Linked DNA regions of Mus musculus: all the other regions are linked to region 1. Evidence: chromatin loops called from intact Hi-C (ENCODE). Cell type or tissue: left cerebral cortex. All regions are shown on one strand.

Region 1 (2,500 bases):
CCTAAGGCAGTGGAGTGGATATCAAAACTAGCTAAATTCAAGCCATTGTGGTTCACAGGCCATGCAACTATTTCTGAGGTAATAAAGCTGCTGCTTCTGCTATCTCAGTCATTTACTATTTATTTGATGTTCTTGAGAGGTCAGAACAATTCCTAAAATTCTCAAAAATTCTCATGGCACAAGTCCCTCATACAAATAAAAGCTGATGTTTGCATGAGTATCTGAGTGTCACACTGAGTATCACACACACAGCACAAATGAACCCATGTGCAGCAGCATCACATAAAGAGCCACACCTGTACCCATGTGCTACAGCAACACATACCAGGCACACCTGAACACATGTACAGCATCATCTAACACCTGGATCACATGTAAAGTGGCATCACACACCAGGCAAACTCCAGGACACATGAACAGCAGCATCACACACCAGGCCCACATGTCCACATGTGCAGCAGCATCACATACCAGGCCCACATGTCCACATGTGCAGCAGCATCACATACCAGGCCCACATGTCCACATGTGCAGCAGAATCACACTCCCGGCACACATGTAAAGTGGCAACACACACTAGGCATACATTTACAGGTTAATAACACACCAGGCACACATGTACACAAGTACAGCAGCATCACACAACAGGCACACATGTAAACATGTGCAACAGCATGACACATCAGGCACACATATTTACATGTGCAGCAGCATCACATACGAGGGACCCATGTTCACATGTACATTGGCATCACACAACAGGCACACATGTACACATGTACACATGTACAGCTGCAGCACACGTCAACAGGCGAGGAGTGGTGACGGGTCGCCCAAGGCTCTTCGGTCAGGACCTGACCCGGTGACGTCACTGGAGTCGCCGGGGGTAACGGTAGTCGCTGCGGGGAAACCGGAGATCAGGTCGCGCTGCTCAGAGGTGGCGACGCGGAGAGGACCAGGAAAACTGGGTTCGGCAAGGAGAGGAACTACGCATGCGGCATGCCCTGTTTGTTTCCGGGCAGCGAACTCAAAACCGGAAATCCTCGTCGTCGCTGACGCTCCGAGTTCTTCCCTAGAAGAACTCACTTCCTGTTGGGAACGGAGGAACTTCCTGTCTGGCGCAGGAAGTTAGTGTTTAAGCATGCTGGGAGTTGTAGTCATTTCCTGCCTCGGGTGTTACTTCCTGTTTGCTACAGGAAGTGACATCACAAAAGCACCGAGGCAAGGTGGGAGTTGTAGGTCCCACCTGTGTAGCTCCAGATACAATCTCCCGGTAACCTACTGTTTTAAAACGCGACCCCGTCACCGGGTCGAAGCCGCTCGACTGCCCGCCCTTCCCTCAGGCTGGCCGGTTGACCGCAGGCAAATCCATATCCTTTGACACCGACCGGAGCGGAGCGTTGGAGTGACAACTTGTCGCCACCGGGTGGCGCGCGAGAGAAACCGTCTCGGGGTTCAACCCAGAGACACCCAGTCTCAGAAAAAAAAAAAATTCAATAAAGAAATAATTCTGAATAAATAAATAAATAAATAAATAAATCTAAACCTTTAAAAATTTAAAAATAAAAAATAGGAGGAGTTGAAGATTTAGCTCAGTGGTAGAGTGCTTGCCTAGCAAGTGCAAGGCCCTGGGTTCGGTCCTCAGCTCTGGGGGGGGGGGGGGGAGACAAAAAAATAGGAAAAAATACCAGCTGAGTCTCGAAAAAAAAAACCAAGACTAAATTAATTAAAGAAATGACTAATGGCTGGGCGTGGTGGCGCACGCCTTTAATCCCAGCGCTCGGGAGGCAGAGGCAGGTGGATTTCTGAGTTCGAGGCCAGCCTGGTCTACAGAGTGAGTTCCAGGACAGCCAGGGCAATACAGAGAAACCCTGTCTCGAAAAAAAGCAAAAAGAAAGAAAGAAAGAAGAAAGAAAGAAAGAAAGAAAGAAAGAAAGAAAGAAAGAAAGAAAGAAAGAAAGAAAGAAAGAAAGAAAAAAGAGAGAGAGAGAGAAAGAGAAAGAAAGAAAGAAAGGAAAGAAAGAAAGGAAAGAAAGAAAGAAAGAGAAAGAAAGAAAGAAAGGAAAGAAAGAAAGGAAAGAAAGAAAGGAAAGAAAGAAAGGAAAGAAAGGAAAGAAAGGAAGAAAGGAAAGAAAGAAAGAAAGGAAAGAAAGGAAAGAAAGAAAGGAAAGAAAGGAAGAAAGAAAGGAAAGAAAGGAAGAAAGGAAGAAAGAAAGAAAGGAAGAAAGAAAGAAAGAAAGGAAAGAAAGAAAGAGAAAGGAAGAAAGAGAAAGGAAGGAAAGAAAGGAAGAAAGGAAAGAAAGAAAGAAAGGAAAGAAAGGAAAGAAAGGAAGAAAGAAAGAAAGGAAAGAAAGGAAGAAAGAAAGAAAGAAAGGAAAGAAAGAGAAAGAAAGAAAGAGAAAGGAAGAAAGAGAAAGGACGAAAGAAAGAAAGAAAGAAAGAAAGAAAGAAAGAAAGAAAGAAAGAAAGAAAGAAAGAAAAGAAATGACTAGATAAATGA
Region 2 (2,500 bases), 150 kb after region 1:
GGTGTGTTTCCTGAAAGTTGCTTTTGCTAACAGGGTGGAGGGTGTAGCTGACTGAACTAGCAAGTGGGTCTCATAGCACTCACAGGACAGATTCCCCTGTGTATAGATAGCATCTTGCTATTTGTCTCTGCTCTTTAAGTCATTTAGGATGTGGTGCAGACTCTGAGATCCTCCAATGGACAAGAGAATCTACCTTTCCCACCTCCATTTTTTGAGACATGAGGAATAATTCATCTTTAGATAAGGAGGTTTTTGGCTTTGTTTGTTTGTTTTGGCCTACAAGGTGGGAACAGGTCAGGCCTTCTAGCAGGTTCTTCTTCCCATGAATCCTTACTCTGTAATGAGGCTAACACACAACTTACAGTTTTGTTTTGTTTTTGTTTTTTTGGTTTTTTTTTTTTTTTTTTTTTTTTTTGGTTTTCTGAGATAGGGTTTCTCTGTGTAGCCCTGGCTGTTCTGGAACTCACTTTGTAGACCAGGCTGTCCTCGAACTCAGAAATCCGCCTGCCTCTGCCTCCTGAGTGCTGGGATTAAAGGCGTGTGCCACCACGCAATTTACTCTGGTTGGATGATTTATGCCCCATCTAAGGAAACTACTGGGCCTTCTGCCATGCGAGCCTATTGTAGATTTAACCCATTGTACTCGGGCATTCAATGTTTTGAATATTTTTTTTAATCAAACAAACTTTAAGTTTACTGTACACTTGTTTTGACTTATGTACATTAGGTTTAATTTTGACAACAAAAGAGTATATAATGGGTAATGTAAATTGGTTTCTCCTTCCAAGCTTGTCTCTGTACATGTTACATTTGTACTTATCATTAACTTGTACTTCTTAATTATATTTAACAGTTTTCAATAAGTTAGTAACTCGCTCATGAATTATACACACCCCCGTTTTCTTGCTACATAGCCCAAGAACTCTAGGGAATGTTCAGCACTCTTGTCTCTACAGAACCTGGATTAGGAGGGGGAGCCACCACCCGCAGAGACTTTTGCACTTCTCAATAGCCCTCTGGACCAGGTTTAGTTATTAACTTCGTCAAACACATGGAAACAGCTCCGCGAGGTAAGAGTCGACTCTCTCGAGTTTCTCCTATTACGAAATCACTTCGCTCTTCTGAAACGAAGGTCTTGGCTGTGGCTCTATTTTCAAATTTTCCATGCAAAGCGGGCAGCCCTGTAGACGGTGGCGGGAAACGCCAACGGGAACTCGGTTTGAAGTCGGACTCAACGCCACGCCCCCAGCCTCCCCCCCGCCCCGCCCCCCCCACCTCCCCGCAGCCCCGGAGGAGGAAGTGGCGCGGCCACCGAGACGAGGCGGAGGCTGGGCTAGAGCGGCCAAGCCGGCTGAGCAGGGACTGGCGAGGGGCGGGGACTCGGGGCGGAGCCTCGGGAGCGGCGCGGGCTCAGGTGAGCGCTCTTCGGTGGTGCTGTCTGTCTGGTTCCTAGAGCCCTGGTGCGGAAGCTGCGCGAACTGTGGGGGCTCAGGTGGGATATCCTGAGGAGGTCCTGGGGAGATCTGTCCGGAATCTGGCCTCGGGCCGGGCCTGAGGCGCGCAGGGGCTCTGGAAGTGGGGGGGTTGGGGGGGGGAGTCGAGCGCCAACCTCGGGCTGAGACTTGAGGGGCTTGAAGGAAGGGTCCCTGAGCCAGGTTCGAGGCCCGACTCTTCTTGCAGTTCCCCGTGTGACCTTGGACCAGTCTTTCTCTCACCAAGCTTCCCGGACCGCAGCGGTGAAATGGAGGCAGGACGGTCCGCTGAGAGTTGGTACCAGTAGAGGGGTCGGCAAGGAAACCGCAGCCTTCCTCAGTTCTCTTTTCCCCAGGACATTGTTAGTGGACCGCGAGTCATGGGAGTGCATAACAGTTCGAGTGACCTTGGGCGAATCCCTTGTTTTGACGTTCCTCTACTTATGTGATGGACTAACCTCTTCGAATATCCCTGTACTATTTTGGTGTTCCTGATGCAGACAAAAACAAGGTAGTGCCCCTCTCACCACAAGCCTCCCTTTTAGGTATGCGGTAGAGAAAATAGCTTTAGAGGATGGACGAGATCTGAGCCCAAGTTCCCTTTAATTTTTAAAGCACACTTCTATTTGTTTGTCTCTCTTGGTAATTGGAGGAGCGATATAATGCAAGGGTTGGCACGCCTTTCAGCCGAACAACCACCAGTACCTTCAAGGTCTAAAATTAAAGAGCAAATTTAGGAAGCCTGACATCCTCGATGTTTTTATTTGTGTTTCAGTAGCAGGAAAGCAAGATGACTTCCCTGCTCCAAGATTGGAACAGCTGAAGAAATCACAAGACAAAATGAGAACCACAAAGGTCTACAAACTTGTCATCCACAAGAAGGGCTTTGGGGGCAGTGGTCAGTATTGATTGATATTTGGGGATTGTGTAAGTTGGCTGAAGTTATGATGTGCCTTAAAAATTACCCATATCACAAGGGAGACTGGACAGGTAAGAGTGGAGCAGTATCAGAGATCAGGGATGGTTGG
Region 3 (2,500 bases), 140 kb after region 1:
GACTTTTCTTTCTTAATATATCAATACTAACAACTGACCAAACGTTCACTGTGCACCAAGCATTTTCCACAAAAGTTCCCTTGAGCCCTCATGACAATTCAGAGAAAAAAAAGTACCCAGGTTAAGGATGGGCTGCAACTGACAGGGGATGAGGCAAGGTCATGAGGATGTTAAGTGGGAGATACAAACTTGCAAATATCACACTCCAAAAGAGGAGCAGCAGCTCAATCAATACTAAGAGACTTAATAAAAACACAAAAACCAAAGCTCCCTTGGTGGACATGACTGGGGGAAGGGGAGAAAAGCTGACTTACGATATCATAAATTCAGGGCCTCCCTCTATCTTGGGGTGAAAGTGAAAAATAAAGGATCGAGAGATCTGTTTCTTGCAGATAGGATACCTCTGTCACTTTTGGGAAAGTTGAGAACCTCCTTCACTTGGAAGACGCTGACCAAAGTGGGGGTCGCTCTTTTGAATAAAGAATTCCCCTTGGCACCATAAACGGGTCTCCCTTCGCTGACAAATCGACCAGAGCCGAGGAAAGGCGTATACCAACAAGGGGCGTCGTCCTCTCCAAGGAGAGAGAAGTTGGGGGTCCCCTGCAGATGAAGGTTGAATGGGAGCCTCCTTCCCCTGGAACCAGGACTCCGAGAAGCTGTTTTCTCCCAGGGACGTAGAGCCTGATCTCCTGGATGTCTGTGGGTGTTTGTCACTAACAGCACTGCTTCGGTGCCCTTCGGCTCCCTGAAAGGCTGGGGGCCCGGACCCCCTTTAGTCAGCACCGTCCGGCGGAGGACCCCCAGGCGGTCGTGGGACTGCCCAGGCCTCTTACCCTGTGGCCTCCTCCACGGCTCGTGCTCATCCCTCCACTTTGGCGTCGGCTGCCTCCGTCCCTGCTGTCCCCGCCGCCGCCAACTCTACCAGATCTTCGGGAGCCGAGGCCCGAGGGCGCTCCAGCTTCCACCGCTTCCACAGTGCCCTCCCCCCCCACCTACCGCACTTCCTCATCCGGGGCCAAAGCCAGCCATGCGGACGGGTCTCGATCCCGCCCCCGCACGGCGCGCGCGCAATCCGGAGGGCGGCTCTTCCCGGCTGGTACCTCCACCCTCCGCTAGCTCCAGACACGCTCAGCCCCGCCCCCACCGCGTTGACTCTTAAAGAGAAACACATCGTTCTACCCAGTTCCTGTCTCAGACTGTTACCAGTGCTATGGTCCATATCTCTGAGGTGGACAGATGCCACTCTAGGGCCCTGTCTGCTTCCATCCTGGCAGATTGTGGGACCTTCTAATAACTATAATCAAAGGTTTAGGTCACACCATCCTCCTATTGCTTCTAATCACACTGAAATTCAAAAGATAACCCAGGAAAGTATTTGATTACACTTTGATTTTGTTTCATTGCCTCTCTAGCATTGAAGGTACCTCATTTTATCTGTGTTGCCTGTTTCTTTCCATCCTTGTCTGTTTTCTTTAGGACTCTATATTCATAGCACCTAAAGAAGTGTCTGGAAGAAATTACAATGGACCTGGCATTCCTTTAATCCCAGCACTTGGGAGGCAAAGGCAGGCGGATTTTTGAGTTCAAGGCCAGCCTGGTCTACAAAGAAAATTGAAATTACCTTTTCTTTGATTAGGATCTGCAGAGGAAACCAAGGCTTGGCTGCACGCTCCTTTAACCCCAAAAAGGCAGAAGACAGCCTGGTTTACATAGGATTTGATTTGAGTCAGGATCTTACTTTTTAGCTCAGGCAAGTCTGAAACTTGCTATGTGTGCCAGTCTAGCCTCAACTCTTGACCTTCCTGCCTTGACCTTTTGGATAAAGGGAAAATAGGCATGTGCGACCATGCTTGGCTTATTCGTTTTCTTAAGTCACATGAAAGTATTATTCATCTTACTAAATTTTTATTTTTATCCTTTTATCTCCTCTCTCTCTCTCTCTCTCTCTCTCTCTCTCTCTCGATAGGAAATATTGCAATAGGGTTCTCCCTATGTAGTCCAGGCTGACTTGGAACTCACTATTTAGATGTGGCTCGCCATCTTTTTTCTTTTTTTTTTCTTTTTTTTTTTTAAGTAGCCTCTTAAAATCTATCAACTTTTTGTTTGGTTATTTTTAGTTTTGAAGATAGTTTCTCTTTGTAGCCCTGGCTGTACTGAAACTTGCTCTGTAGATGAGGCTGGTCTCACACTCAAGAGATCTGCCTGCCTCTGCCTCCCAAGTGCTGGGATTAGAAATATGTGCCCTAGGGCTGGTGAGATGGCTCAGTGGGTAAGAGCACCCGACTGCTCTTCCAAAGGTCCAGAGTTCAAATCCCAGCAACCACATGGTGGCTCACAACCATCCGTGACAGGATCTGACTCCCTCTTCTGGTGTGTCTGAAGACAGCTACAGTGTACTAACATATAATAATAAAATAAATCTTTAAAAAAAAAAAAGAAATATGTGCCCTACCACCTGGCTTTTTTCTTTAAAACATACCCCCCCCACACTTTTTTTTTT

What was found. Peaks named below come from ENCODE experiments on the same cell type or tissue, not always from the same donor. Only the 100,000 strongest peaks of a DNase experiment are listed, where the experiment ranks them.
Region 2: a loop joins it to region 1, with 2.9 times the contacts of the local background. A loop is called at or near these places in 8 of 42 quality-filtered maps.
Region 3: a loop joins it to region 1, with 14 times the contacts of the local background. A loop is called at or near these places in 9 of 42 quality-filtered maps.

Annotation. Positions count from the first base shown.
Region 1 is chr5:32,712,974-32,715,473 of GRCm38, forward strand. No RefSeq gene overlaps it. Among named protein-coding and RNA genes, the nearest start is that of Gm52771, 19 kb to the right of the region's middle. In left cerebral cortex, a CTCF peak has its summit at 1,414; a DNase peak (open chromatin) is centred at 1,159; H3K4me3 peaks cover 1,600 bases; H3K27ac peaks cover 789 bases.
Region 2 is chr5:32,862,330-32,864,829 of GRCm38, forward strand. Depdc5 (DEP domain containing 5) reads left to right here and starts at 1,392. Exons shown (of 43, transcript NM_001170567.1): 1 at 1,392-1,492; 2 at 2,248-2,370. The coding sequence starts at 2,313. In left cerebral cortex, no CTCF peak of the experiment used is centred here; DNase peaks (open chromatin) are centred at 1,325 and 1,742; H3K4me3 peaks cover 1,655 bases; H3K27ac peaks cover 614 bases.
Region 3 is chr5:32,853,260-32,855,759 of GRCm38, forward strand. It overlaps Prr14l (proline rich 14-like), which reads right to left and starts at 971. Exons shown (of 11, transcript NM_194340.2): 1 at 834-971. In left cerebral cortex, no CTCF peak of the experiment used is centred here; a DNase peak (open chromatin) is centred at 1,087; H3K4me3 peaks cover 1,444 bases; H3K27ac peaks cover 1,213 bases.